5 separate regions of the Homo sapiens genome follow, and regions 1, 2, 4 and 5 are each linked to region 3. Evidence: chromatin loops called from intact Hi-C (ENCODE). Cell type or tissue: GM12878. All regions are shown on one strand. Each heading gives the region's core, and the rest is flanking DNA. Links, peaks and the distances in the headings are about the cores only. Region 1 overlaps MYH13 (myosin heavy chain 13). Region 2 overlaps MYH13 (myosin heavy chain 13). Region 3 overlaps GAS7 (growth arrest specific 7). Region 4 overlaps MYHAS (myosin heavy chain gene cluster antisense RNA). Region 5 overlaps LOC107985004 (a long non-coding RNA gene).

Region 1 (6,211 bases), core at 450-5,449, 380 kb before region 3:
GGCCAGGCTGGTCTTGAACTCCTAGCCTTGTGATCCACCCACCTCGGCCTTCCAAAGTGCTGGGATTACAGATGTGAGCTACCGCGCCTGGCCTCACGGAGCTTTTATAGCCTGCCTGGTATAGTCTCCCTTTTTATGAACTCAAAGTCAACTGATTGGTAACTTCATAATGGGAGTGACATCCCATCATATACCCAGGTTCCACCTGCACCCCTTTGGAGATGACATTCTCCAAAAGGGTCCCCAGGCAGTGACGCTTTCACCTGCTCCTTTTAGTGTTTTTGAAAGAGTTCTTTCTCTTTTAACCTACAACGACCCTTCCCTAGGACAGAGATATGCAACCCTGAAATGGGATATGGATTCAAGGGATGGCCATCATGGCCTCGGAATCTCTCCTCCCCATATATCCCAGCTCCTGGCATAGGCTCATTCTCCACTAAAGGGGGTGCCACTCCAAGAATGCTTGACTCTCCAATATCATCCTGCTGGTGTTGGCCTATTGGGTCTATCCTACGTGCTCACCAAACACGTCCAAACATGTTTCAATCCTACCAATGGACACTCTACAGGCTCAGGCTGCAAACCCTACTGCATAATCAATATGTGTACCCCAGAGAAGGATTTCTTTTTGTTGAAACCTTTGTGGTGGAAGACAGGCAACATGATTATAAAACCAAACCAGCAATGACCCTAGGTTTTGAAGGGACCAAGACCTAACTCCAGTCCCAGTCTTATCACACCCTCCCTGTATGACAGGCTACTTACCAACTAGACCCTCAATTCTTCATCCAGAAATCTGGAAAAACCTGCACAGCTAAAGGGGCTTCATGGGGATTTAATAACATACAGATGATGCCTACCCAATGTCTAGCACATAGAAAGAGCTCTGCAAAAGCTTGCCCCTTTCTCATTTGGGAAATGATGATGCCATCTTTGATGATCTTCCCTTCCAGATCTAATATTCCATAATGCATATTGTCTTGAGTCTGAACAATGCTGGAACTCCTGGATTACAATGCCAAACTCTTAAGCCATTAAACATTATTTCCCAGTCATTCTCCATGACATTCCCAGCTCTCAGTATCATACAATGGTTCCCAATCGCCTCATCCAGAAAACTGCTCCCCCAAATCTATGTACAGTGAGAAAAGATCATAATCAGTTCTCTTTTTTTTTTTTTTTGAGATGGAGTCTCACTCTGTCTCCCAGGCTGGAGTGCAATGGTACAATCTTGGCTCACTCCAACCTCCGCCTCCCAGGTTCAAGTGATTCTCCTGCCTCAGCATCCTGAGTAGCTGGGACTACAGGTGCCAGCCACCATGCCTGGCTAATTTTTTGTATTTTTAGTAGAGATGGAGCGTCGCCATGTTGGCCAGGATGGTCTCAAACTCCTGACCTCGTAATCTGCCTGCCCTGGCCTCTCAAAGTGCTGGGATTACAGGCGTGAGCCACCGCGCCCGACTGTAATCAGTTCTTATTTGATGGAAGGAAACAGACAATTCACATCTTTTTCCCATAGTCTTCACCCACCCACACAAACACGTGAAACAAATGGTTTCTAATTTACCACATCCCCACCTGTCATCCACTTATTTGGGCAAATGCTGTCTCATATGCTATACAAAAAAGAGGTAAGGTCTTTGCCAAGAAAAGGCTGCATATGGATCCCTGATTCCTGCTATGACAGTTGTCCTTTTTTTCTTTCCAGAATGCCATTGACATCCTGGGCTTCAGCTCAGAGGAGAAAGTCGGGATCTACAAACTGACGGGAGCCGTGATGCATTATGGGAACATGAAGTTCAAGCAGAAGCAGCGTGAGGAGCAGGCGGAGCCAGACGGCACCGAAGGTAACTGCATCTGGGAAAGGGATGCGATTGGGTCCATCTATGTTCATGTGCGGGCGAGGCCGTGTGAGATAAACTGCATTCATTTCAAGAGCTGTTCTTCCAAAACTGCATAAATCAAATCTGGGTTTCCTGAAGCTCATTGTAGCATGCACTAGGAAGTCTGCTCACTCAGTCAAGGACTCCCAGAGTAGTGAATTCTTGAAAAACAAAAAGCATCATTCTTGTAAATGAATAATCACCACGCACTCCACTATCTTTCACCATCTAAATGTGCCTGTTTTTTTTAAGGTGGACTTTTTTGAGACAATATTGTTAGGTGAACTTCTCTTCTCTCCACCAGAATGCAGTCTTAATTACTCAGGCCTAAAATGAGGCCTTTGGTAAAGTGGGAGCCAAGTTTTGTTCCTCCCATCGCCTCCACCCCAGCGTCTGTTGAACTTGACCCTGAACCAAGAATGGTGAACGGTTCTTCCTCCCCATAACTCTCACCTAGCTGATCCTACTGCCACCCTCTGCCCCATCCCTAAGAGGCCTGGAACTAGAGCACAGGGCAGCAGGAAGGGCTGAGCAGTGACTGACTCCCCACCATACGTCCTGCTCATTAGACTTCTTAGCTCTCACGATGCTTCTTACAAGTTCCTTGAATTAAAGCCTGGCAACATGGATCGTTCTTGATAATTCTGCCTTTTGATTACAGCCCCACAGTATGTGAAGCAGTGCGCTTTAAACTCTCAAGTAATAAAAAGGAAGTGCAGCCATAAATTAAAGGGTGGGAAAATCTACATAACCTTATCAGTGTCCCATAAATGCTTACCAACCTTCTATCCTAGGCCTGCCTGGGATAATTCTCCCTTTTTGTTAACTCAAAGTCAACTGATTGGTCACCGCATCATGGGAGTTGTACAGGTTCCACTGCACTCAAGTAAAGGAGGTTATACAAGGCATGTACACCAGGGGGCACACCTTGGGTGCCATCCTAGAATCCTGCCCATCACAGTGGAGGGGACTCCAAGTCTTCACACAGGAAACACTTCTGACTGGGGCAATCAGGGAAGGCTTCCTGATAGAAGGGGCACTGACTTGGACTTTGAGGGATGAATAGGATTCTGAAAAATTGGGGGAGAGATCAGTTCAAGCAGAAGAAATGTCATGAGCAGGCTGGGCACAGCAGCTCACGCCTGTAATCCCAGCACTTTGGGAGGCCGAGGTGGGTGGATCATCTGAGGTTATAGGTCAAGACCAGTCTGGCCAACATGGTAAAACCCCTTCTCTACTAAAAATACAAATTAGCTGGGCATAATGGTGCCTGCCTGTATTCCCAGCTACTCGGGAGACTGAGGCAGGAGAATCACTTGATCCCGGGAGGTGGAGGTTGCAGTGAGCCAAGATTGTACCACTGCACTTCAGCCTGGGTGAAAATCGTGAAACTCCATGAAATAAAGAGAAAGAAAGAAAGAGAAAGAGAGAGAGAGGGGGAGAAGGGAAGGGAAGGGAAAGGAAGGGAAGGGAAGGGAAGGGAGAAGGAAGGGAGAAGGAAGGGAAGGGAAGGGAAGGGAGAAGGAAGGAAGGGTCATGTGCAAAGGGGCAGAGGATGAACTGTGATGGGGATGGAGGCACAGTGAGTGGTCCACTTTGGCTACAGAACAGGATATAAGCAGTGGATTTGTAAGAAATGAGAATTTTAAAGTAACAATTTTTGCATCAGTTTGGGAAGATCTTGAGTGTCAGGATGAATGGTTTAGAATATATGGCAGGCCACGGAAGCCGCTGTCCAAGTAGCAGGGGAAGTACATGCAGACAACCTGAAATTAATCTGTCAGCAGCCAGGCTCACCAAAAGTGGGAAAACTTGAGAAGAAAAAAAAAAGAGTATCAGGCTCCTCAGCAACAGTGGACTGCATTGATACACGTATTGATATACCTCAGTAGGGTCCCAGGCCCTCTTCCAGCCCTAGCAGCTGTGTGTGTGCAGTGCTTAGGAGCAGAAAGTGGAGGACTATAATCAAGGCCAGTGCTCCAATGATATCAATGACGATACCAACCCAAGCTAATATTTGCTGGGTGCTCACTAGTCACCAGGCATGCTTCACGACAACCGTATAACATGAGTATTGTCACTGTCTCCCATTTTACAGACAAAACTGAGGCACAAAGAAGCAAAACCAAAACCTAAACCTAAACCTAAACCTAGAGCAGTCCGACTCTAGAGCCCAGGCTCTTGGCCACTATAACTGCTGGAAGCAGTGGAGAGGCCAGGCATTTTGAGAGTGAAATAAGCAGGACTTGGTGCCTGTCTGAACAAAGGAATGTCAGGGGCAAGAGAGAGAAGGATGTATCACCCCTTTCAAGTTTAAATGACAAGAAGAAGAATAATGGTACCATCTACCTGAATGGGCAAAGCAAGAAAAGGAGATAATTCGAGGAGAGAGTAAAGCACGCATCTGGCCTCTGATTAAGTACTTAACATAGACTGCCCTAGATTTTTATTAACTCATCTCCCCACCCAGCAATGAAGCAAGGGTCCCAACCAAGAAGTTATCCCTGGGGGCTGGGCAAGGTGGCTCACACCTGTAATCCCAGCACTTTGGGAGGTGGGCAGATCACAAGGTCAGGAGATCAAGACCATCCTGGCCAACATGGTGAAACCCCATCTCTACTAAAATAAAAAAAAATTAGCCGGGCCTGGTGGTGGGTGCCTGTAATCCCAGCTACTCGGGAGGTGAGGCAGGAGAATGGCGTGAACCCAGGAGGCGGAGCTTGCAGTGAGCTGAGATCGCGCCACTGCACTCCAGCCTGGGCAACATTGAGAAACTCTGTCTCCAAAAAAAAAAAAAAAAAAAAAAAGAAGTAGTCCCTGGGGAGCAGCATTTCTCTGCCTTTTTGATGAGCTCAATGCAGGCCCCCAGGTCCTTCTCAAAGTCAATGAACGTCTGCTGAAATATATGAAAATATATAACCCATGAACTGTAGGAAACAGCCAAAAGTCAAGTGCTTTTGACCATCTCCAAACATTTGAAGGGAGGGTCAAGTTTTGTACTTCTCTTTCAACTATGAGCATGGTACTTTGCTTAAATTAGGAAGGTGCCTCATGTATATTGTCAACTGTCCAAGTGGTGGCTCCTTTACTCATATAACATTTTAACGTATTGTCAGACTCCAACATAACTATGTAATTAATTAATTTTTTTTTTGAGTCGGAGTCTTGCTCTTGTCACCCAGGCTGGAGTTCAATGGCACGATCTTGGCTCACTGCAACCTCTGCCTCCTAGGTTCAAGTGATTCTCCTTCCTCAGCCTCCCAAGTAGCTGGGACTACAGGCGCTTGCCACAATGCTTGGCTAATTTTTGTATTTTTAGTAGAGACAGGGCCATATTGGCCAGGCTGATCTCGAACTCCTGACCTCAGGTGATCCACCCGCCTTAGCCTCCCAAAACGCTGGGATTACAGGCATGAACCACCGTGCCTGGCCTGTAATCAACATTCTTTTATGAAATCGAAATATCAGTAGGTCAAAATTGGCCACGGAGTATCTTATTGTTAAAACTGCATCTAGGAGGCAAATTGGAAGTTCCTGAGAACCATGGGCCCCTGGATATGGGATTAAAGCTTCAGTGAACAAGTCCAGACCTGGTACAGATATGACAACATGAAAACATTTAAGAAAATTACAGAAAACACTTCTGGGAGAAGCCAGGGGCTGACTGGACACTTTAGCAGCTACTGTTTTTGCATGATGCCATTTTTTTCTCTTCCTTCAGTGGCTGACAAAGCCGGATACCTGATGGGACTGAATTCTGCAGAAATGCTGAAGGGCCTGTGCTGTCCAAGGGTGAAGGTTGGCAATGAATATGTCACTAAAGGGCAAAATGTCCAGCAGGTAATGGAGATGCTCTGAATCCAGTTGATTGAGATCTTTTGCTATTTGAGCCATTATCTTAAAGCTCCTTCAGTTGCAGGTATCAGAAATGCACATGAAATCAGCTTTCACATTAAGAGGAAGTTCATTTTTAGGCTTCAGAGGCAACTGAAGGAATGCAAATCATTAAGTGCCCATTGGACGCCATGAGGACCTGGAATTAGAAAGTGAAGAGCCCTCTGGAGCCAGGCAGCCTCCCTCCAGCTCCTCTGGGATTCATGGGCTGTTGAGTCTCTCCTCTGTTGTGTCCTTGCTAGGCAGATAAGTTTCCTGGACCTCTCTTGCCCGTGGCCACCCCATAGCTCCCAAGTTTATATCTCTGTGTTTCCAGCCTCACCCTGAGACTGAGACCAGTGTCTTTTGATCCCTATTCCAAATTCTTAGGAGAGATACTCAATTAATCCAATCTGGATCAAGTGTTCACCTCTGGTCTAATTAAGTGTGGCCAG
Region 2 (6,211 bases), core at 409-5,408, 360 kb before region 3:
GCTGGTCTCGAACTCCTGACCTCAAATGATCACCTGCCTCGGCCTCCCAAAGAGCTGGGATTACAGGCATGAGCCACCATGACCAGCTTGGAACAGACTCTGGACCAGGCTGCCTCACTGCCCAGGAGGAGCCACTGAGGAGACCAGAGCCACCGAGAAGCAAGTCCTGGAAACAGAATTGCTGCCCCTGCCGTGCTCTGAGAGTTGAGCCTCAGAGTTGAGCAGAAACAGGCCCCCTCAAGGGCCCGGCTGAACGCCTGCTGGGGAAAAAGATCAAGGCTCCTCTGTCTTTTAATGCAGGTGTTTTTCAAAGCTGGGCTCCTGGGACTTTTGGAGGAGATGAGAGATGAGAAGCTGGTGACGCTGATGACAAGCACGCAGGCGGTGTGCAGGGGGTACCTGATGCGGGTGGAGTTCAAGAAGATGATGGAGAGGAGGTGACACAGACCCTCACCTCCACCTTATCCTGCCCTCTCTGCTTAGCAGCTGATTGTCACTTCCTGCTTTTAGTCTTGGGATTTCCATGTGCTTGCTCTCTTTCCTTCATTTGTTTAACCCACATCTACTGAGCGGCAATCCTGGGCTGGGTGCTCTGCATGGCGCTGGGGAGACAGAAATGAACCCTCCCTCACAGGGTCACAAAGGAGTGGGAAGCAGACGCATGTATGGCTGGTTTTAATGCCTGTGACAAGCTCAATGTTCGAGTTATAGTCGGGGGATAGGGAACTGGCAAGAATAAGCCCCCAGCCTGATTAGGGGGTTGGAGTTGGCATGAAGGTGTCAGCAAGAAGAAAGCACTTTCTTTTTTCCTTTTTTTTTTTTTTTAGACAGAGTCTTGCTCTGTCATCCAGGCTGGAGTGCAGTGGCACAATCTCGGCTCACTGCAATCTCCAGCTTCCAGGTTCAAGCGATTCTCCCGCCTCAGCCTCCCTAGTAGCTGGGATTACAGGCATGCACCACCACGCCCGGCTATTTTGTTTTTTGTTTGTTTGTTTTGTTTTGTTTTAGAGATGGGGTTTCACCATGTTGGCCAGGCTGGTCTTGAACTCCTGACCTCAGGTGATCCGCCCGCCTTGGCCTCCCACATTGCTGGGATTACAGGCGTAAGCCACTGCGCCCAGCTGACGAAAGCACTTTCTGAAGCAAGCTCTACACAACCTGAGAGTGGGTGGTCTGGGAGGAAGCCCGACAAGCAGGTGGCTGTCATTGGAATAGAGAGCAAGAGGCAGGTAGTGGAGGTCCCTATGTGTCACATTCAGAAACCCAGGCTGCACCCTGTCATTGATGGAGAGCTGTAGAAGGTGTGTGCAGAGACAAGGGGTAGGATTGCATCACTCTGGCAGCTAGGAGAGTGAACACAAAGGCTATGACGGGGCAAGGCCACAGTGTGGTAGAAGTCCAAGTAAGGGATGACAAGGACCTGAAGTAGGACATAGTTGATGGGTGAGAGAGGAGGGCATGGATTAAAGGAATGTTTAAGTCTTTTTCCTTTGATAATTCAAGAGAAGGAATAGCAGCATTGATGACTAGTCACCTGCAGGGATTGGAGGGAGAGGGGAGTGTGGGAGGGAGCCTGTTCTCCCTGGTTCCCTGATCCCCTGTGTGGCTCTAACTGTCAGAGCCATAATGAACCGCCACCATGTATGCGTCAGGAATCACTCCCAGGCATCGAGCTTGGTGAAGCACATGGAAGCCAGCACGGAGATGAAAAGAATCTCAAGAAGGGAAAGAGAAGCCAGTGTTCAGGAATCCATAAGCTATGTAAATATAAAGCTGTGGAGGGTGAAGGGGAGGAGATCATGTGGGTGACACTGGGATGAAAACAGCAGCAGAAATTAGGAATACAGGCTGGTTGTGGTGGCTCACGCTTGTAACCCTAGCACTTTGGGAGGCCAAGGCGGGCAGATCACCTGAGGTCAGGAGTTCAAGACCAGCCTGACCAACATGGTGAAACCCAGTCTTTACTAAAAATACAAAAATTAGCCAGGCGTGGTGGCGCATACCTGTAATCCCAGCTACTTGGGAGGCTGAGCCAGAAGAATTGCTTGAACCTAGGAGGCGGAGGTTGCAGTGAGCCGAGATTGCACCATTGCACTCTAGCTTGGGCAACAGAGCAAGACTCCATCTCAAAAAAAAAAAAAAAAACGAATAGAAAAGAAAGAAATTGGGAAGACAGATCAACTCTACCAGGGCAAGAGACTGGGAAATGACCAAGGACAAGTCCTGGGTTTCTCCAGCAGGAAGAGGAACCCCATATGGCAAAATGCAGTGAAACAGGGAAAATGTGGATGGAATTTAAGGCAGAGAAAGTTTCAAAAGTTAAGAGCTGATTAATACATCAAACATGGGAGAAAGACCCAATAGAATAGGAATGAAAGCTATTCCTTGCATTGAGCATTAGGAGGTCACGGACGCCCTCAGGCAGGGCACTCTCAGTAGGGTGGTGGGAAGGGCAGCCAGGTGACCAGGAGCCCGCAGGTAGCTCCACGCCCTCTCCTACCTTCCAACCTGTGCACGTACCTCTGTTTCCTCTGCCCCTCATTTGCAGACCTACTCTGGATCCAGAGGATCTGCCAAGCTTGGCTGCACCTCCTTCCCACCTAACCGAGAAAGACGGAGGATGGGGTCCGTCGGGGACAGGTTGGGGGTGCAGAGACCAGACCTTGCTGGATTTATTAATTTGAGTCCTAATGGGTGTACAGGGACTCCATCTTCTGCATCCAGTACAACATCCGCTCTTTTATGAACGTCAAGCACTGGCCCTGGATGAACCTGTTCTTCAAAATCAAGCCCCTGCTGAAGAGTGCAGAGGCCGAGAAGGAGATGGCCACCATGAAGGAAGACTTTGAGAGGACCAAGGAAGAACTGGCCCGATCTGAGGCTCGCCGGAAGGAGCTGGAGGAGAAAATGGTCTCCCTCCTGCAGGAGAAGAATGACCTCCAATTGCAGGTCCAGTCTGTAAGTACCTTCTACTTGAGAACGCAAAACACAGACTCTGGAGGACAGAAAAGGGGGAGGAACATTGAGGGCGCCATCAGGTGTCTATTCGAGAGACAGTGGTGCCACCCAGTGGTCATGTGGAGTATTGCAGCACCACCTTGCTCGTAAAAGGATGCCTGGTCCCGGGCTTAGCAAAGCAGTGAATGCCGGAAATTATGTCTGCAAAGAGAATTTGTGCTCTCCCTGATTTCTCCCCGTCATCGCAGAGTTAGATATATTTTGCTGTGGGCATGAGGGATATATATGTGTCATATGTATATGCACCACAGCTTTTAAAAATCAATAAAAATAAAAATAATCAAAATTAAATAACCCAATTCAAAGTAGCAAGAGTAATTTTCTATATATTATTTACAATAATATGTAAAAAGTGCTTTAGGCCGGGCGTGGTAGCTCATGCCTGTAAGCCCAACACTTTGGGAGGCTGAGGTGGGAGGATCGCTTGAGCCCAGGAGTTCAAGACCAGCCTGGGTATCATGGCAAAACCCCATCTCTGTAAAAAAATTTTTAAAAACTAGCAGGCGGCCGGGCGCGGTGGCTCACGCCTGTAATCCCAGCACTTTGGGAGGCCGAGGCGGGAGGATCACGAGGTCAGGAGATCGAGACCATCCCGGCTAAAACGGTGAAACCCCGTCTCTACTAAAAATACAAAAAATTAGCCGGGCGTAGTGGCGGGCGCCTGTAGTCCCAGCTACTTGGGAGGCTGAGGCAGGAGAATGGCGTGAACCTGGGAGGCGGAGCTTGCAGTGAGCTGAGATCGCGCCACTGCACTCCAGCCTGGGCGACAGAGCGAGACTCCGTCTCAAAAAAAAAAAAAAAAAAAAAAAAAAAAAAAAAAAAAACTAGTAGGCATGGTGGTGCATGTCTCTAGTCCAAGATACTCAGAAGGCTGAGGTGGGAGAATCACCTGAGCCCAGGTAGTCGAGGTTGCAGTGAGCTGAGAACATGCCACTGCACTCCAGCCTGGGCAACACAGTGAGACCCCGATCTCAAAAAAAAAAAGTGCTTTAAAGATACATAGTTTTATCAAAGAAATGGGGCAGTATAGGCTGGACGCGGTGGCTCACACCTGTAATCCCAGCACTGTGGGAGACCGAGGCGGGCAGATCACAAGGTCAGGAGATTAAGGCCATCTTGGCTAACATGGTGAAACTCCGTCTCTACTAAAAATACAAAAAAAAAAAAATTAGCCAGGTGTGGTGGCACACGCTGGTAGTGCCAGCTACTCAGGAGGCTGAGGCAGGAGAATCACTTGAACCCAGGAGGTGGAGGTTGCAGTGAGCCGAGATCGTGCCACTGCACTCCAGCCTGGCAACAGAGCAAGACTCCGTCTCAAAAAAAAAGAAAAAAGAAAGAAAGAAAGAAAAAGAAAAGAAATGGGGCAGTATAATTGTCTCTTTCACAGAGTGAAGGCATTTATAATTTTCCCTTTTTAATAAATCCCCAAATACTTTTACCTTTTGTTTTTATACAGAGCATTTTCCGCTCCCCTTTTCACTTTCCCAATCACTATAGTGAGTTAATAGGAGCACTTTCCCAGGTACAGCGGACAAGAGAACAGCTCTTGGAACAAGATAACTGGGTTTCTATCCCAGATGCTCCACCTGATAGCTGTGTGACCTTGGATGAGCTACATATCCTCTTTGTGCTTCTGTTATCTCGTCTGTAAAATGGGCATAGTCAGAGTACTCACCTCATCCAGCTATTGAAAAATCAGAGTGGTTAATGCCTGTAAAATGCCTGGCACACAGCTCATGTTTATAGATGTTCAGCAAACATTAGCATGCAGGCTTGCCAGTCTCCTCCCATGCATTACCCTGCAGTGTGTGTCTTAAAATACTCTTATATGGGCCGGGCGTGGTGGCTCACGCCTGTAATCCCAGCACTTTGGGAGGCCGAGGCGGGCGGATCATGAGATCAAGAGATCGAAACCATCCTGGCCAACATGGTGAAACCCCCTCTCTTCTAAAAATACAAAAATTAGCTGGGCATGGTGGTGGGCACCTGTAGTCCCAGCTACTCAGGAGGCTGAGGCAGGAGAATCACTTGAACCCAGGAGGCAGAGGTTGCAGTGAGCCGAGATCGCGCCACTGCACTCCAGCCTGGCAACAGAGTGAGACTCCGTCTCAATAAATAAACAAATATATAAATAAATATTCTTATATGGGAAGATATAGCCCGATTTAGAACAGAAGTAGCTGATCTTGGTCTGTCCAAGAGACTCACTGCAGCATCTTCTGGGACATATGTATTCAATCACGAATTCTTGGGTGTTTTTAATTTTCTGTTCTGTGGTTCGAGGAGACACAGCTAAGGAGACATAGGTAGAACTTTTCTGTTGAAAGGACCAGGCCTGGTGGCTCATGCCTATAATCCCAACACTTTTAGAAGCCAAGGCAGGAGGATCACTTGAGCTCAGAAGCTCGAGACCAGCCTGGGCAACATAGTGATACCTTATCTCTAGAAAATAAATAAATCCATATATTTAAAAATAAATTTAATGAAAGTTAAAAGATAGTAATGTTTTGAAACTATTTTGTCAGCTTGAGATAACATAGAGTAGATGAGTCATTTTCCAACTGGTGGTAGCAGGAAGAGTGAGATAACCAGCTGTTCAAATGTGGCAAATTTCTAGAGGCTTCATTCTTTAAAATGAACTTGTAATTTCACAAACTCCTCTGTTTGAAATTATTATAAGTGAGGCCAGGCATGGTGGCTCACACTTGTAGTCCCAGCACTTTGGGAGGCTGAGGCAGGAGGATCACTTGAGGCTCAAAGTTTGAGACAAGCTGGGAAACACATGGAGGCCCCATCTGTACACACACCAAAAAAGAAGCCAGTCATGGTGGCACATACCTTGTAGTTCCAGCTACTTGGGAGGCTGAGGTGGGAGGATCACTTGAGCACAGGAGTGTGAGGATGCAGTGGGCTACACTCACACCACTGCACTTTAGCTTGGGCAACAGAGCAAGCCCTTGTCTCTAAAGAAATAAATGAACAAATTATTATATGCAAATTTCTATAAGCAATGTTCTTGCTAGTTAAAAAAAAAAAAAAAAAAAAAAAACATGTATATGGACCAGGTGCAGTGACTCATGCCTGTAATCCCAGCACTTTGGGAGGCCGAGGCGGAAGGATCACCTGAGGTCAGGCGTTTGGAGACCAGCCTGGCCAACATGGTGAAATCCCATCTCTACAAAAAAATACAAAG
Region 3 (6,211 bases), core at 358-5,357:
TGTTACCCTGGGCATCATCAGGAAGAATATGAGAAACAGCTCCCCATCCTCAAAATCATTCTTTCTTCCCTGATAAAACATAATCCCTTCTGAAATACTGTGAAGTTGTTACTCATCTATTTTAAAGAATGGACACTGGTATAACTGATATCTCAGAAGCTGATTTAACACTGTGCATTATAAGCCATCGACACAGGGATGTCTTGTCTAGTGTCTGTTCTTGGGGTATCTTGAGGGGTTCTGATTTATGTGCAAGGCTATTCACTCACACATTATTTACAGCACCATAACACTAGACCCAGCCTAACTGTCCTGCAACAGGGGATGGGTAAAAGGGATGATGGCGCTGGAGGTTAGCCAGTGATACTATGCAGCCATTAGCAAGCATGCTTCTGAAGAAAATGCAATAATTTGGGAAAGTACTCACAACATAAAATAGAGTAAAAAAAAAGTAGGACACACATTGCATATATAGTCAGTCTTATTTGGCAGAAGGAAATCTATACTTATCTATACTTAGGAAGAAGGACTAGAAGGAAAACTGGAAAACGTACGGTGGCTCTGTCTGCGTCTGAGATCATGGCTATCAATTGGGACTTTTGACAATGTCTGGAGACGTTTGGATTGTCACGCCTGGGGAGGGGGGGTGCTACTGGCAACTAGTAGGTGACACCAGGGATGACGCTGAGTATCTCGCAAGGCATGGGACACCACAGCAAAGAAGTGCTCAACTTGAAAACATGAATCGTGCTGAAGTTGAGAACCTTTGGTCTAAGATCATGGGTCATTTTATTTTCTTTACACTTGTTGTTATTTTTCAAATTTCCTAAAATGAACACATTTTACTTTTATAGAAGGCAGATACAATTTTTTACTTAAAAAAAAAAAAAAAAGCTACAAAGTAGGTACCAGTATGGGGAATTCAGGAGAGGCGAGCTCTGGAGATGCAGGCCCGGGTAGATAGTGGCTGCCTAAAGACAGGCGGATTGAGTCAGACTCTTTTTGGATGGTAACCTTGGGAGCTGAGGTGTCATCAGGGTAACAAAAATAAATCATGTAGTATATGGAGAGGGCGAACGTGCGTTGTTCACCAGTCCCAGGATCAGGAGGTAGAATGTTATTCTTTTAGGCTTTGAAAGGGTAACATTTGTATATAAAAGCTACTACTTTTTTAAGTTAAAAATAATTAGGAAACAGGGTGTCCCTGTGTTGCCCTTGCTGGAATGCACTGGCTGTTCATGGAGGTGATCGTAGATCACTGTGACCTCAGCTTGGAACTGCTGGGCTCAAACAATCCTCCCGCCTCAGCCTCTGGAGTAGCTGGGACTGCAGGCGCCGGCCACCACGCCCAGCTAGCTACTACTTTTTGTCCTGGTTTGTGAGCCTGCAGGCTGGTTATCCAAAAAGGTGCCAAGAGTTAAACATACAAATAGGTTAAGAAGGTTTGGTGTTTACAGAGAGCTCTACCAACAAAGGGTCCCCAGGTATAGACCCCACTCCAGCATGCAGACGAGTAGATTCACCATCCCTGCTGTCAGTTATCACTCATGATAACTACACTTAAACATCAATAAATGAATAAATGAGCAAAGGAACACTTGAGATGCGGCATGTGGGGTGGATAAAGTGGCATGTTCAGGGTTACAGTGACGAAACCTAGACTGGAAAGCCCCAGATCTCAAAACCCGGTTGTGATCTCTTTCCGCCCCCTGCTTAGCTGCCCCTCCTTGAGCAAGCTGATCAGGAAGATTAGAATTTTGGGGGGAGGGGGCGGTCGTGGTGGCTCAAGCCTGTAATCCCAGCACTTTGGGAGGCCGAGGCAGGCAGATCAGGAGGTCAGGAGATCGAGACCATCCTGGCTAACACTGTGAGACCCTGTCTCTACTAAAAATACAAAAAATTAGCCGGGCGTGGTGGCGGGCACCTGTAGTCCCAGCTACTCGGGAGGCTGAGGCAGGAGAATGGCATGAACCAGGGAGGCGGAGCTTGCAGTGAGCCGAGATTGCACCACTGCACTCCAGCCTGGGCGACAGAGCGAGACTCCATCTCCAAAAAAAAAAAAAAAAAAGAATTTTGGGGGGTGGGTGTCGGGGGATGGGGAAAGGGACTTTCCACGGACACCAGTAACGTGTCCCCACCATACTATGTCATGGGGAGGACTGATAGTGGGTGCCCCACAGTTCCTGAGGGTGCCTGCCCCGCTCCTTCACTCAGCCCTTGGAGACCTGGATGGGTGGGCACAGGAGGTGGTGATCTGGTGCCACCCAGTGGAGGGTTTCAATTCTGCAGCCCTGGGGCAGTCGGCCCAGGTACTGGGTAAATGCAGCCCACCTGATTCGGGGGCAGAGGCGAGGGATCAAAGGCGAATCATCTTTTTTTATTTTTTATTTTACTTTAAGTTCTGGGATACATGTGGAGAACGTGCAGGTTTGTTACATAGGTACACATGTGCCATGGTGGTTTGTTGCACCTATCAACCTGTCATCTAGATTTTAAGCCCTGCGTGCAGTAGGTATTTGTCCTAATGCTCTCCCTCCTCTTATCCCCCACGCCCCGATAGGTCCTGGTGTGTGATGTTCCCCCACCGGTGTCCATATGGTCCCATTGTTCATCTCCCACTTATGAGTGAGAACATGCGGTGTTTAGTTTTCTGTTCCTGTGTTTGCTGAGAATGATGGCCTCCAGCTTCATCCATGTCCCTACAAAGGACATGAACTCATTCTTTTTTATGGCTGCATACTATTCCATTATGTATATATGCCACATTTTCTTTAGTCTATCATTGATGGGCATTTGGGTTGGTTCCAAGTCTTTGCTGTTGTAAATAGTGTAGCAATAAACACGTGTGCATGTGTCTTTATAGTAGAATGACTTATATTCCTTTGGGTATACTCAGTAATAGGATTGCTGGGTCAAATGGTATTTCCGGTTCTAGATCAAAGGCTAATAGTCTTGCTGCCTTTGCAGAATCGCGTCCTAGTGGGTCCCTTCCCTTCCTGCCCACCAGTGCCTGGGCCTTTTTGTGATCCACCTTTCAATTGTTCTGGCTTCTCACGAACTTCCCAGGAAGACCCTCTAGACACAGGAGAGAGGAAAGAGAATGGGACGAAGGGCTTGGAAACTTGAGGGACCCATTGGAGCATGGAGTTCAAAGTGGAGAAAGAGGTGAGATGTTTAATCTCCACCACCTCCTACCTACCTCAATAATTCAATAACACATGTTCTTATTGAGCAATTTCGGTCTTTGTCAGGCACTGAGACACAGGTGATATCTATAGCCCTGCGTTGATGGAGTTTTATGGCTGGTGTGGGAGAAACAGTAGATAAATAATGGTGCAATTTCAGCAGTGACAAAGGCTGGAGGAAGTGGATGCTGTGAGAACCTAGCCTGGTGCTGGAAATGTCAGGAATTAAGGTACCTTAAGAAAAGATACCTATTCTAAGACTGGAATGATGAGCAAGGGTTTCACTTGGCAAAGAGGTGGGGAAAGAATAGCTTTCCAGGGGAGGGAATAGCATCGTGGATGCCTGGAGGCAGCAAGGGGGAACCGTGTTTACGCATAGAGACCCAGTGTGGCTGTGGCTTACTAAATCAGCAGGAATAGGGAGGGTGGGAAATGAGGCTGGGGTAGTCTGCGCAGGCCTGCCACGAGGAGCTCAGGGGTTATCCTAACTGCACTGGGAAGCCATTGAGGGGTTTTGTACAGGATCCCACCTGCTGAAGGGATGGGACCCAGATTATTTGCAGGGGGGGAGGAAATGGGCTGAGAAGACATTTGGAGTCGGGGGCCTGCTGAATCACTTGTGAATGACCCACTCCAGTTTACCAAGCACTTCCTGTGTGGTATCACCCCCTGCCAGGCCTCAGGGTGATGCAGAGATGCCCAGGTGGGGTGTCCTGACCCCTGGGCAGGCCTTTACAAAATAAATGGAAGGGAAGAGTTCTCTGGAATCACAGGCAAAGGAAATTTAAAACAAATACTCTTATTATAGGCATTTGCAAACCTTTGCAAAAGTAGAGGGAATATATAATAAGGTACCACAAATCTGTTAAGCCCAACGATTACCTGCCTTTGTCCAATCTTGTTTTATTTGTGCTCCCATCCCCTCCCCCAATCCCCTTGCCCTCCACCCCCTAGATTATTTTAAACCACATTTCTGACTTACTGTTTTAAATGCAAATATTTCAGAATGTATCTTCCAGGAAGAAGACATAATGATAATACCATTATCATATTTAAGAAAACATTAATTCAATAATGCCGCCTAATATATACACTCCAGATTCCTCAATTGTCTCAAAAAATGCCTTTTTTTAAGAAAGAAAAAAGAGAGAGATGGGGTCTTGTTCTGTACCTCAGGCTACAGTACAGTGACACCATTATAGCTCGTGAATTCTAGAACTCCTGGGCTCAAGCGATCCTTCCACCTCAACCTCTCAAAGCCTAGGGTTACAGGTGTGCGCCACCATACCTGGCCCCCAAATCCCTTTTATGGCTGCTTTTCTCCCCAGTCCAGGATCCCTTCAGGTTCACACACAGATACACTGGTTGCTGTGTCTCTGTTGTTTCTCTCTCTCTCTCTCTTCCCCCACCAAAAAACTGCTTTATTGAGCTGTAATTCACATACCCATACAATTCACCCATTTAAAGTGTATACAATTCAGTGTTTTTTACTATATTTACAAAGTTTTACAACCATCATCAAATCTATTTTAGAACATTTTCATCAACCCAAGCAGAATCACCTGAAGACTTAGGCAGCCCCTAATCTTTCTGTCTCTATGGGTTTGCCTCTTCTGGACATTTCATATAAATGGTATCATACTATCTGTGGTCTTTTGTGTCTGGCCTCTTTCACCTGGAATTCCAAGGTTCATTCACATCGCGGCATGGATGAACACTCCATTCCTTTTTATGACAGAAGAATATTCTGTCGTATGGATAGAACGTTTCATCCAAGTTGTTGCCTGTCTCGTTGCCTCTACACTCAATCCCTTACACCTTTTTTTCTTTTTTTTTTTTTTCATCACCTTGACGATTTATTTTTGAGGAGTCCAGGTCAGGTGTCTTATAGAATAACCTGCGTTCTTGGTCTGACTGTTCTCTTATGCGTAGGTTCAGGTTCTGGAGTTTGGGCAAGAATAGCTGGACAGGGCATGTGGGGTTCTTTTTACTGCATTTGGGGGCACAACCACCCAGGTTGGCACCCTACTCATGAGGCTCAGTTTGCACTCTCGGTTAAGGTGCTGACTGCCAGATTTCTCCTTTGCAGGGGTACATTTTCCCTTTCTAATTTGTCAGTCATCTGTGAGGTGCCAGTGTAAGACCCTGTGAGTATCCTGTGCCCTGGCAGTCTTTCCATCCCCTGCTTTCAGCATCCTTGAGGATCATGGCCTGAGTCCCCTTTGAGGCTGGGGTTTGCAAATGGTGGTCATCCAATTTCTTGTACATTTTTTATTGGCATTCTTCTGAAATAAATGTTCTCTCCCTTCCCCTTTGGAGTTAGTTAGTTAGTTGCAGTCATTCATTCATATTTGTGCTCAAATTGTCGCAGATTTGGCCTGTGGTAGCCCTTTAAGTTGTTTATGTTCTTTTGTTATCTCTCCATTATTCTCTGAATACTTTCTTACCTCTTGGTACAATAGGATATTCCAAATACCTGCCTTTGAAATTAGTACCAAGGAGCTTCCGGTAATATTTGGAAACCAATTTCTAGCCAGTAGATGTTGTCACTGTGATGAGATGTCATTCCTTCTGGGCCCTTTCAATGGAGAATTATGATAGTGTGTGTGTCACGTGTGTGTGTGTGTGTGTGTGTGTGTGTATAAAATGCACGTGATATGTATATGAAGTTGGAGCAGTAGGCACAGGTTATCAGCAGCACAGGCAGAGCCTGAGATTGCCTGTGATCTACCTTGGCCCTCAGTGGTTGAAGTAAAACACTGCTAATAGAACAGAGACCAGGGAAGGTGCTGACACCTAACACGTGGAACACCCAACCTCAATGCCATTACTTGTATTCCTATCCTAGCCAAGTTATAAGGAGGAGGTGCGACCTCTGCGTCAAGCCTTATTCTACAGAGATTTATACACAGTGGTCCCAAAATATATGTTTGTGGTTGATGGAAATCTTTTTTGCCTTCCTGCAAAGACACATGGAAAACAAAATATTGTCTCAGGTCTCAAAGTGGAGAGATGGCGGAAGATAG
Region 4 (6,211 bases), core at 787-5,786, 650 kb before region 3:
GAATCGCTTGAACCCAGGAGGCCGAGGTTGCAGTGAGCCACTGCACTCCTGCCTGGCGACAGAGCAAGATTCCGCCTCAAAAAAAACAAAAAAAACAAAAACAAAAACAAAAACAATCTCCCCACCACTTTCCATCTCCAAAAAACAAAACAAAACAAAAACAAAAACAAAAACAAAAAAAGTGGCCTGGGCCGGGCGCGGTAGCTCACGCCTGTAATCCCAGCACTTTGGGAGGCCGAGGCGGGCAGATCACGAGGTCAAGAGATCAAGACCATCCTGGCTAACATGGTGAAACCCCGCCTTTACTAAAAATACAAAAAATTAGCCGGGCACGGTGGCGGGTGCCCATAGTCCCAGCTACTTGGGAGGCTGAGGCAGGAGAATCATGTGAACCCGGAAGGCGGAGCTTGCAGTGAGCCGAGATCGCGCCACTGCACTCCAGCCTGGGCGACAGAGCGAGACTCCGCCTCAAAAAAAAAAAAAAAAAAAAAAAAAGTGACCTGGGCCGGGCGCGGTGGCTCACGCCTGTAATCCCAGCACTTTGGGAGGCCGAGGAGGGCAGATCACGAGGTCAGGAGATCGAGACCATCCTGGCTAACACAGTGAAACCCCGTCTCTACTAAAAATACAAAAAGCTGGGCGCGGTGGCGCGTGCCTGTAGTCCCAGCTACCGGGAGGCTGAGGCAGGAGAATGGCGTGAACCCTGGAGGCGGAGCTTGCAGTGAGCCGAGATCACGCCACTGCACTCCAGCCTGGGCGACAGAGCGAGACTCCGTCTCAAAAAAAAAAAAAAAAAAACAAAGGGGGGGGGCGGCCTGGAGCTGCCAACAGGAGACTGTTTTGTCGCTCGGAAGCTGATTTCTCACACCCGTCCCTGGAAATGGAAACTTGGGCACAAGTTCTGAAGAATATGCAAGCCACAGAGACAGACGGTCTGTGCTGACCCTCCTGTTTCATAGATGAGGACAAGGAGGGGCGACTGCTTCCAGGTCACCCCATCTGCCTGTGGCGGTGCTAAGACTGTGCATGGGAATTTTCTGCCTGCAGGAAAAATCAGTCTCAGCAACACTGACTCTTCCCTGCTCCTGCCTCATCTGTTCATTCAGCCTCCCTGCTGCCCCACCTCAGCTCCGCCCGTGCAGCTGCCCATGCAGAGGCTCCCGTGCTCCTGTGCTCTGGAAAACCCTCTCTTCCGGACAGCTTCTGGCCCTCTCTGTTGCTCTGTCTGGCATCACCCTTCATGCCTTGGCACTAGAGCCTCCCAAAGTGCTGGGATTATAGGCGTGAGCCACTAGGTGGCACTGCTGCTCTGCCAGGCATCAGGGTCTCTAGCCTGGCCTCACCCTGAGTGCTAAAGTTCTTGAGGTGCCAAAGCTGACTGGTGGCTCCTGCAAGGTGTGGGTGAAAAATAGAAGACTCCCTTACAGAAGTCCAGAGCCGTGCTGTGCCACAGAGGAGTAAAGGCAAGAGAAGCCATTTAGGCTCATAAAGGCAGGAACACCCATCCCATCTTCATTTAAAATTTTGTTAATCATGGGTGTTTTTTGCACTAACCTTGATTTTAAAAAGTATTGCAATACAATATGATTAATTTTGATTATTGAGCTTTTTCTGGTTTTTTTTTTTTTGGTTTTTTTTTTTTTTTTTTTTGAGTTGGAGTCTCACTTTGTCGCCCAGGCTGGAGTGCAGTGGCACGATCTCGGCTCACTGCAAGCTCCGCCTCCTGGGTTCAAGCAATTTTCCTGCCTCAGCCTCCCTAGTAGCTGGGATTACAGGTGCGCGGCACCATGCCCAGCTAATTTTTGTATTTTTACTAGAGACTGGGTTTCACCATGTTGGCCAGGCTGGTCTTGAACTCCTGACCTCAGCTGATCCACCCGCCTCGGCCTCACAAAGTGCTGGGATTACAGGCATGGGCCACCGCACCTGGCCTTGATTAATGAGGGTTTTTTGCAGTCCCCTTAGATTTTGTGCCAAAGAGGGTGCCTCACTTGCCTCCCTCTAGTCCGGGCTTGGGCCGCAGCAATGTGGTTTGTGGCCCAGCATCTTGAAGAGTTATGGCAATAGCTATTTTCTGCCTTTACGGAAGGCCCTTTTTCTCTGTGAGATCCCAGTGCTGGGCTGGGGCAGATATGAGGGCAGCCACCATGCCTAGGGACAGAGGTGTTGGGCTGGGTCAGTTCACTGTCACTGGCTGGAACCAACTCCCCGCAAGCCCCTTATTCTCCCTGTGAAGCCCCTTCTGCCAGCCCATACCCGCAGGTCCCCAGAGAGTCCTGAATTCCGGAACTGCCACTGCCTGGCCGCATGCTAAAGCTACCAGAAAGAGAGAGGTCTCTGGCCCCCGGCCAGCGTGTCACCCTGCCTTCTGGAACATTCCCCTGCCCTCTACATGGCTGGAGTAAATTCACTTCCTGGGGGAGTTAAAGGCCTGTAACTCCTTCATGGGCACTGTTTAAGCTCCTGTTTCTTCTCTCTCTCCTATTTTTAGAGGGACCTATTTTGTTGTCTCTATCTTAATGAGCTGGTATGTTTTGTAGCTTCTGGTGACATCTCTTTTAATGCTCCTACTTTCTCTCCATGGGTCCAGTCTCCCCCTGCAGAGTACAGTGAAAGAAAATAAAATGAAACAATCTGCTCACCGAACCCACAGAAATGGCAGGGTCTAAGCACTCAGTCACTCCAAACCTTGGCTTAGAGCCACCTGAGGAGCTTTCAAAATTCCCAATTCCCAGGTCCCACCCGAGACCAATTAAATCAGAATATCCGGAGGTGCAGCCCCAGGCATCAGTAGATTGCAATACCCTAAATCTCCAGATGAAAACAATACCCAGCCAAGGGTGGGAACCAGGGCACCAAAAACAGACCTGGGTTTTACAGAGCCAAGGCTGCCACCTAGAGGCAGGAGTGGGTACTGCAGCCCACTGGTAGGATCACAGACTGGGAGACCGGAATATCAAAGGCTTTGCTGGAGTGTAGGGCGCAATCATGACCCGCAGCAGCCTCAACCTCCCAGGCTCAAGCGATCCTCCTGCCTCAGCCTCTGGGACTACAGGCGCACGCCACCATGTTTTTGTTTGTATGTTTGTTTGTTTGTTTGTTCTGCTTTGTTGTTTTTTTTTTGAGACGGAGTCTCTGTCGCCCAGGCTGGAGTGCAGTGGTGCCATCTTGGCTCACTGCAAGCTCCGCCTCCCGGGTTCACGCCATTCTTCTGCCTCAGCCTCCCAAGTAGCTGGGACTACAGGCGCCCGCCACCATGCCCGGCTAATTTTTTTTATTATTATTTTTAGTAGAGATGGGGTTTCACTGTGTTAGCCAGGATGGTCTCGATCTCCTGACCTCGTGATCCGCCCGCCTTGGCCTCCCAAAGTGCTGGGATTACAGGCGTGAGCCACCGCGCTCGGCCGCACACCACCATGCTTTTTAAAATTTTTTTGTGGAGACAGAGTCTCACTACGTTGCCCAGGCTGGTCTTGAACTCCTGGGCCCAAACGTTCCTCCAGCCTCAAGCCTCCCAAAGTGCTGGGATTACAGGCGTGAGCCACAGCACCCTGCCATAGCTTTAATATTTTAAACCCCAATCTTCTCCCCACCACTGACTCTCCTGTATAAACATCCCAGTAACTTCCAGCTTAAGTTCTTTCAAAGTTATCCCACTTTTTCCAGCAGAAGGCAGCCCCTCCTGGCTAGCAAGATGCTTTGTCACACAGCTGAACTCCCGTTTTGAGAACTCCACCTCCTGACCCTGGGTCTGGGCGCTGGAGACACACACGGAATAAATCTGCTCTCTTGGATCTTCCAGGGTCATTAGACAGCCACCATACTCCTATGAACCCCTGTTCTCTCAAGGTGAAGGAGCTCCAGTTCCTGTATCCTGCCTCCTCCTTCCTAGGCTGGCAAGATCCCTTCATCAGGGATGACACCCAGAATTTAGTCTACAATTTAAAAAAGAATTATAGAGATAATATATGCTCATTATAAAAATACATTTGTAAAACATAAAATAGAAAGTGCCCCTCCCTGTCCATTCTCCTCAATTCCACTGTCTGAAGGATGGACTGGGGTAAGGTGAGGAGGTGCCATTGTTAACAGGTTGGTGGCACCCAAAACTGAATGTCATACCTATCTATCTATCTATCTATCTATCTATCTATCTATCATCTATCTATCTGCCTACCTATCCATCTATCTGAGACAGGGTCTCACTCTCACCCAGGCTGGAGTGCAGTGGTGCAGTGGCGCCATCTCAGCTCACTGCAGCCTAGACCTCCCTGGCTCAAGTGTTCCTCCTGCTTCAGCCTCCCCAGTAGCTGGGACCACAGGCACTCGCCACCACGTCTGGATAATTAAAAAAAAATTTTTGTATAGACAGGGTATCACTATGTTGCCCAGGCTGGTCTCAAACTCCTGGGCTCCAGAAATCCTGCCCCGTCACCTTCCCAAAGTGCTGGAATTACAGGTGTGAGCCATCGCACCCAGCTGAATGTCATAGTCTTGCAGCAAGAATAACAGCGCCTCTCTGAGCCTCAGTTTCCTCCTCGGTAACGTGAATAATTATAGTACCTGCCTTAAAAGATTTCTGCTACGAAGCAAATTCAAGGCCCTGCATGATGCCTGTCACATGTTATAACTATAACTGAATTGTCTCAGACAATGGGTGGAACCAGATGGAGTCTTGAAGTACATTGACTTTTCCTGCTTATTACACTCACATCACAGCAGAACTGGGTTCATGTGAGTTAGTAAAATTAGTCCTAAAGCCCCAGTGCTGAGGAGAGCTGAGGAGAGTGGTGAGGAAAAGGAGCTCCCACACCAGTCCTTTTAAACCCAGGTGCAGTTGATGGAAATGACCACCAGAAGGCAGGGTTGGGTCACTTATGAGGGGAATCACTTTATGGTCTGTCAAATGCAGGCCCACCAGGGTAGCTGCGGTGGAGGCTGCCTCAATTCTAACCACCTTGGGCTGAGCCTGGGGGTGTCCTGTCTGCTAATCTGCCCAGGTCTGAGCTCAGCAGAATCCCTTAGTGTCAGGTTATCCAAAAGTGGATGTGCCCAGACTCTTCTCTGATTCCCGTCTGCAACTGAGGGTCACTGCAACATATTCAGACTCCAGTTCTGACGTCCCACCACAGGTCCTGCACCTGCATCGTGCCCCTTCCACTCACTCACCTGCACCTGTGGCAGAGCAATCGTAAATTACAGCATTTCCCGCCAAGCCTGGCCTGAGAATCTCTCTCAGCCTCTCATGACGGACCGTGGCTACCGACCGCTCAGTGACATCAGCGGCACCGTCATTCAGCAGATATTTCTGGTACCTCTATGTGCCAAGCACTGTTCTACTTGCCATCCCTTCCCCAGCCCAAGTCAGGCCCAACCAAGGATCAGTTTCTCTGACACGGACTGAAATTTCTTGGTCTCTCCAAATTCAGAATGAACCTGGGCTACTCTCTGCAAGGGTGCCCCCACACTTACGGGCTTACCCTGACAACAGGCATAAGATGAGAAGCCCCCCAACCTGAAATTCCCATACTATACTGTAGTTGGACCCTGCCATGCTCCCTTAGCCAAATTCAGAACAGTAACCACTCCCTCCCTGCCAAGTTGACTCATCTAACCTCAAATAACCCTCATAAGAGTCTGACCCAGAGCTGTGACAATACCCTAAATCAGACTCTTCTTCCTTCACCCTATTCCTACCAAGAAGTAAAGAAATACTCACAGAGGCTCCTCTTTCCACGACGGGTTAGATGTCAAACATCCTCTCCCTTCGAACATCCAAATGCTCTTGGAGTTGACAGACACATGCTGTGCCTGCGGGTTTGCATTTAAGAATGTTTTGAGAACGTTTGCTCCTGAAGGAAAAGAAGGGAAAATATTCTTGTAGGATTATGCAATTTTAGAGAAAGGGAAGCTGAGCAGGTCCTTGACATGAGCGCTACAGACTATTTTAAGAAAGGGGAGAGGAAGGATACAAGGAATCAAAAGGTTTAACACTGCTTAGATCAGAGAGATCACAAAATATTTGTGGGGGATTTATCACAAAGATGGAATTTAGCTGACTGAATGATATAAGATGCTGAAGATAGCAATGCAAGAAGAAAAGATTTCAGCCTGTTTCATCACTCCAGGAGAAAGGCAGAAACACACCAGAGAGGCTCGCAGTGGAGTGACCTTATGAGGCTGGGTCAAGCGAAGGCGTGAGGGCTGAGAC
Region 5 (6,211 bases), core at 401-5,400, 330 kb before region 3:
ACATCTTAATAAAACTGTTTTAAAAATTCATAGCTTCTATTACCTGATAGTGAGTACTGGCTTACTATGTACCAGGCACTGAGATAAGTACACTATTCTTTAACATCTTAGATTATTCCTTCTCTCTGGCCTTCTAGATTCTCCTTTTCATCTCATCACCAGCCCACCCCAAATGCCTTTGACACAGTGGGGTTGGAAATTGAGGAGGATTGGCAGCAGCGGTGGCAGCAGAAAATGATTCTGAGGTCACCTTCCTCTAACTTCACCACTACCATTATTATGACTGTCATCATCACCATCATCATCATCATCATCACCGTCATCATTATCACCATCATCACCTTCATCACTATTAAAATCACCACCATCACTATCACCACTATCACCATCATCATCATCACCATCACCATCTTCTCAAGATCACCATCATCACCATCATCATCATCACCGCCACCTTCTCAAGATCACCATCATCACCATCATCATCACCACCACCACCTTCTCAAGATCACCATCACCATCATCATCATCACCACCACCATCACCATCATCATCACCACCACCTTCTCAAGATCACCACCATCACCATCATCACCACCACCACCACCTTCTCAAGATCACCATCACCATCATCACCACCACCATCACCATCATCACCACCACCACCACCTTCTCAAGATCACCATCACCATCATCATCATCACCACCACTATCACCATCATCACCATCACCATCATCATTGCTGAAAGTGTCCACTGAAATGATCTTTTCAATTGCCTCAATCTTCACAGTCAAAAAAATCCAAAGTCAGGAGGGAGAATAATATTATTTCGAACACACAGAACAACATTGTATGATGCTAAGTTGTCACAGGCCCATTTTTCTCTTTTCCATTCCATCCTCCCAACAAGCCTATTAGAAGACCAAGCAAGTGTAATACCCTCATTTTCTGGAGATGATGCAGACAAGTTATGACTTGCCCAGTGTTTGAGGAGGAGATAAGATTGCAGCTCTTCAGTCTCACTTTGGTGGCTTTTCCCTCTGCAAGGACAGGTGGTCAGGATCCTGAGTCCTAACCTGTCAGGGTCTCAATTCTGCTACCACTCACTAGCTTTGAGACCCTGGGCAAGTTACTTCATGACTTTAAGGCTCTGTTTCCCCAGATGTGAAATAGAGTGTAACAGTTTACTTTACAGGGTTGTTTTGAGAAGCAAATAAGAATACGCAAGAAGCACAGGTGGTATAGAGTGGGTCACACCGTACGCACTCTGATAACCTGTTATCGTGATGCGGAGGGTTGAGACCTGGCCCCAGGAGGTAGGTGGAGTACAAGACAGGGATTCAGTTGGACAACAGTCTGGGGTTTTGGCTGTGTCTCTAAGGGGTTTTCTCTGGTTTGAGAAGTTAACATATGGAGTTGGGGGTCATTTTTTAAATCCTGTGGATTCACTTCTCCCTGACACGCCAACAAAACCAAATCTGAATTCCATCTCCTCAAGAACTCCCAGTTCAGTGGGGGCTCTCTAGGATTAAGATACCCCCAAGAAGCTATGCACTTACCTGGCTCCCATATCCCAGCTCCTGACCCCCAGATCTCTGAGTCAGAAGAGAAAGAACCTTCCTATATCCTTCACAGTACATAACAGAGTCTTACACTTCATCAGAACTCTGATTATTGAAGGAATGAATTAATGAATGAATAAGAGAGACACCAGGTACACCCTGATGGTAAGTAACTAAAGATACATATCTTTTTTCTTTTCTGGGGACTAGAAGAAAGAGAAGAGAGTGAAGCTGAGGTTTGTGTGCTGAGTTTTCTTTCCCAGCTTGTATATGTCAAATTTCATCTGGCAGCCGGAAACCAGTCTTAAGCCCTCAGGCTGAGCTGGGTACCTCTGGACCCTCCTACTCTCTTGCAAAATGGAAAAGGAGGTAGAGGGGACCTTGCCTTGGGTCTTCCACACCATAAGATAGGGAGTGCACAGAACAAGAACAAAAGCAAGAAAGCTTGGGTTCCTATCCTGGCACATCAATACTTTCCAGAGGGCCTCGGGCAAGTCAAGAAATGTCCCTGAGCCTCAACATGGGGCTAAAAGTCCTGGCATTACCTACCTACAGGATGCAGTTGTTAAAAGGTTCCTATGCGATGCACAAAAATGTTTCCTCAACTATGCAGCATTGCCCAAATTGAAGATGGCATTGTTGCTTCTGTTTTACTAACAATAATGAAAATAATAATGCTGTTGTTGTTGTTGTTGTTATTCAGGAGTAAAACCGAGCCTCCAAACCTGAACTTTCAGCTCTAGGGAGTTGGAGAGCAGTACCTACCCTGGCCTAACGCCCCCTTCAAAACAGAGCTTTGCTGCCACCTCCTGGCTGTGGAAAGGCATGCTTTTCATTACACAAATGACCTAGAGATGATGAAACTCATAAAATCTTGGATTCGCTCTTCAGAGTCAGAGGTGTCACTGGGAATCATGTTCATCTGGAACAGCCCACTGATTTTGCAAATGACAAAAATCCAGACTAGTGACATGATCTGGTAACCCCTCAAGATATAGCATCAGAATCAGATATCCCAGGTCTTTTGGCTCCCAGACCAGGGCTTCCTCAACTGAGTATCCACAGAAAAGGACCTTGCAGAATCTTGAGATAGGGGGCTAAGACTCACTGGACAGACAAAGAGTGGTCCCTAGTGATGGCCTTGGCAGTAAAGAGTACGACATGGCCAAGGGTCTCTCCCCAAACCTCATGCTCCTCATGCCAGGCTGGAAGAGAAGTGTTGGTCCCAGGGGAGAAGCAGTATATCTACACAAATAGCCTCCTGCCCTTCGCAGGAACAGGTGACCAGACCCTAAATGTTTCTGGGATGAAGGTGGCCCATAGCAATTCCAAAAGCAAGGTTCCCTGGCCCTTTTTCTAGCCCAACACAAAGGACAGGATGTGCACTCCATGGCAGGATACTCAAGGTGCCATTTGACCCGTGAGACCCTTTCCACCTTTCTCCAACGTGCTCAATGCCCCAAGAGGTTGACATCAATGGGATCCCTTGCCCTGGCCTTTGGGTGGGCCTAGCCAATGGGGAGCTGGGCTAGAAGAGCAGAGGGAAGGAGGAGATTGAGAGCAGTATTTATTCCGCATGTCTCTCCCTGTAGTCCAAAATCCCATTCCATGTCAGGTATCCCAGTCCCCCAACCCTTCTGTCTCCAGGTTCTGGTAACCGAGTCCCTCTTACCCCCAGCTTGTACCTCCTTGCAGGCCTAGGGAAGATAATGGAGCCCTGTTAATAGACCTGGAATTCTACTGTATCTCTGTGGTTTTTCTATACCTGCCCACACCTTTGTAGAGAGTCTGTTCCTCAAACACTCCTCATATTATGCTAATTTGGATGTTGACATGGTTTGGATTTGTGTCCCCGCCCAAATCTCATGTCAAATTGTAATCCCCAATGTTGGAGGAGGGACCTGATGGGAGGTGATTGGATTATGGGGGTGGATTTTCCCCCCTTGCTGTTCTTGTGATAGTGAGTTCTCATGAGATCTGGTTGTTTAAAAATGGGTAGCACCTCCCACTTCTCTCTTTTCCTCCTGCTTCAGCCATGTAAGACATTGCCTGCTTCCCCTTGCCTTCTGCCATGATTGTAAGTTTCCTGAGGCTTCCCCAGAACCTGTACAGCCTGCAGAAACATGAACCAACTAAACCTCTTTATAAATTACCTTGTCTCAGGTAGCTCTTTGTAACAGTGGGGGAACAGACTAATACAGATGTGCTATCTGTTTTCTGCAGGTTCAAATTGCCTGATACAGGACTCCTGCCCTACACATCTATTTTACTGCTTTATGGCCCCTTCTACAGAGCAGGACCAGCTGACCATGCAAAGTAAGAGTGCTATCTCACAGCTATTTGTGAATATCTTCAGGTCATAAATTCCATTCAGTAGACAGTAATGTATTCAGTTTCACTGCACACTTCAACTTGGTACTGACCTTTACCAAAATCAAGCTTTCAAGATTACTTTCAGGTCTGTTTTTTAATTCAAGCCAGAGCTTACACTCCTAACTCTTGAAGAAGCAATCATTTCTACCAGGGCACTAGATGAGATCAGTGGTGGCCTAGAACTAGCTCATTCCAGCTCGGAAGAGCCAATTATAAAATTTTCAGGAATTTTGTGAGCCAGTTGTTAAACAGAGATGCTATCAAAATTAAATTATGTAACTTACAATTAAATAAATTATATTAATAAGAAAGGTACTAAATAGTCAAAACTTACAACTTCTTAATTATTTACTACAATGTATCTATAATCTCTTGCAGTTACCTACAACTATTAAATCTGTGTGGTGAAAATACTATCTAATCATGTGCTCTTTGTACCTCTTTCCATCTCTGCATTCAGTGTTGTTATGTTGTTAGCTTGGGATTAGCCATGGCTGGAATATTTGCACCACAGAAATTGGCAAACACTACAGAACAGGTTTTTTTCCTTTCTTTGTTAAACATTTACCAGCACATTACTGAGTGGACCCAGTGAAATCCTAGTAAAAACACAACTGCAGCTCTGTATATAAAAAACTTGGAGGCCGGGCGCAGTGGCTCACACCTGTAATCCCAGCACTTTGGGAGGCCGAGGCAGGTGGATCACCTGAGGTCAGGAGTTCGAGACCAGCCTGGCCAACATGGTGAAACCACATCTCTACTAAAAATACAAAAGTTAGCCGGGTGTGGAGGCACACGCCTGTAGTCCCAGCTACTCAGGAGCCTAAGGCAGGAGAATCACTTGAACCTGGGAGGCGGAGATTGCAGTGAGTAGAGATTGCGCCATTGCACTCCAGCCTGGATGACAGAGTAAGACTCTGTTTCTAAATAAATAAATAAATAAAATTTTAAAAGATATTGGAATATGTAGGGCCACCCACTCTTCCTAACCACCACAAGTCCAACTAGGTAAGCTTATACAAGGTAGCAAATTGAGAAATCTTCTCAGGACTAGGGATTTACATACTGCACAGTGCAGGGAAGGGAGGGAAGGCAGAAAGACAAGCACAAACTCTGCTGACCAAGTCTCAACTTCACTGCTATACTCTATGATAAGAATTCCTTCAGCTGTAACAGAAAGTCAGCTACAAGTCTTTCCGGGGGAAAAAAAAGGAAAATGTATTGGTTCACCTAAATGAAAATTCCAAGGGTAGTCAATTTTCAGGCTGACTGGATCCATGGATTCATGGTGAGATCTGGGTTTTAAAATGATTTCTTAATTCTTTCTCTCTTTCCTTCTCTCAGTTCTGCTTTCCTCTAAATTAACTTTATTCCCAAGAAGGTGACCCCTTTAGGATGACAAAATGGCCAGGCCTCTAACCTATATCTTAAAATCTTAGGAGCCTAAAGATAGTTCCAGCAAAACCCTAGGGCTGATTCTCATTGGCTCTAATTGCCTAGCATGGTCATGTGCACCTGGTCAGAAGTTGGTAGGAGGATGTGGTACTTTCATGAATCATATCTGATTCATGAGCCCACCTCTGAAGCTTTGGGTGGAACCAGCCCCACCCAGACTGCATGAACTGAGAGTCAACAGGGGTGTTTCTTATCCCTCCCACTACTAGGTCAAGTTCCTATTCCCAGAAGAAACAGTGTGGAAAGAGACAAGGAATTCCATGATGAGGGCTCACTAGACTGCACTGAGTCTATTTCTCACTTTTAAATTTCAGCTGGTCATGCCTTCCCATTGGATTACTGTGTAGACAAAACCACACGATGGCTGCAAACGCCCTCCACCCCCGCCCAAAATAAGCTATCTAAGAATGCCAGTAGGCACTTCCCCCTTTTCTGTACTTATCCTCACTTGTCTTTTTCCCACGAAAGAGACAGCGCTGCTAAGATTCTAAGATGCAGGCCATATCTCTTTCTTCCCTTGCTGTTGAACCAGCTGGCACTCAGACCCAGCAGACACCTCTCGTCCTTCAACTCCTGCTAAGAGTCCAACTTCTCTTAATGAATATCATTCCCCACCCCCACCCCCATGACCCAAATTCCATGAGAGGCCTCTCACTGCTGACAGGAGGAGAAGGAGACCATTGCTCAGAGCCACTGCCCCCAGCCAGGAGTTTCTCGTCCCATGACTCAGGAAGCAGAGATCCGAGTGGCGCCAGACAAAACATCTGGACTTTAAAAATCTGGACATGGCTGGGATCCGGACCCAGGGCCGCCCACAGCA

The links. A loop is a pair of places that touch in the nucleus more often than their neighbours do. Peaks named below come from ENCODE experiments on the same cell type or tissue, not always from the same donor. Only the 100,000 strongest peaks of a DNase experiment are listed, where the experiment ranks them.
Region 1: a loop joins it to region 3, with 5 times the contacts of the local background. A loop is called at or near these places in 3 of 110 quality-filtered maps.
Region 2: a loop joins it to region 3, with 2.9 times the contacts of the local background. A loop is called at or near these places in 3 of 110 quality-filtered maps.
Region 4: a loop joins it to region 3, with 7 times the contacts of the local background. A loop is called at or near these places in 18 of 110 quality-filtered maps.
Region 5: a loop joins it to region 3, with 5 times the contacts of the local background. A loop is called at or near these places in 3 of 110 quality-filtered maps.

The regions. Positions count from the first base shown.
Region 1 is chr17:10,346,192-10,352,402 of GRCh38, reverse strand. MYH13 (myosin heavy chain 13) reads left to right here. Exons shown (of 41, transcript NM_003802.3): 12 at 1,709-1,847; 13 at 5,605-5,723. Among named protein-coding and RNA genes, the nearest start is that of MYH13, 24 kb to the left of the region's middle. In GM12878, for the core only: a CTCF peak has its summit at 2,789 (motif pointing right); no DNase peak of the experiment used is centred there.
Region 2 is chr17:10,324,613-10,330,823 of GRCh38, reverse strand. MYH13 (myosin heavy chain 13) reads left to right here. Exons shown (of 41, transcript NM_003802.3): 21 at 301-437; 22 at 2,703-2,958. All of the region lies in intron 4 of LOC107985004 (a long non-coding RNA gene), which reads right to left. Among named protein-coding and RNA genes, the nearest start is that of MYH13, 45 kb to the left of the region's middle. RefSeq lists a silencer at 1,914-2,132. In GM12878, for the core only: a CTCF peak has its summit at 3,073 (motif pointing left); a DNase peak (open chromatin) is centred at 3,033.
Region 3 is chr17:9,961,855-9,968,065 of GRCh38, reverse strand. The region is part of intron 4 of GAS7 (growth arrest specific 7); the gene reads left to right. Among named protein-coding and RNA genes, the nearest start is that of RCVRN, 60 kb to the right of the region's middle. In GM12878, for the core only: a CTCF peak has its summit at 2,263 (motif pointing left); no DNase peak of the experiment used is centred there; H3K27ac peaks cover 464 bases.
Region 4 is chr17:10,613,386-10,619,596 of GRCh38, reverse strand. It overlaps MYHAS (myosin heavy chain gene cluster antisense RNA), which reads right to left. Exons shown (of 11, transcript NR_125367.1): 10 at 5,720-5,852. Among named protein-coding and RNA genes, the nearest start is that of MYH3, 41 kb to the left of the region's middle. RefSeq lists enhancers at 615-1,115, 1,116-1,616, 1,619-2,119. In GM12878, for the core only: CTCF peaks have their summits at 1,312 (motif pointing right), 2,901 (motif pointing left) and 4,835 (motif pointing right); no DNase peak of the experiment used is centred there.
Region 5 is chr17:10,292,083-10,298,293 of GRCh38, reverse strand. All of the region lies in intron 1 of LOC107985004 (a long non-coding RNA gene), which reads right to left. Among named protein-coding and RNA genes, the nearest start is that of MYH13, 78 kb to the left of the region's middle. RefSeq lists enhancers at 4,348-4,642, 4,977-6,176. In GM12878, for the core only: a CTCF peak has its summit at 2,364 (motif pointing left); DNase peaks (open chromatin) are centred at 2,353 and 3,893.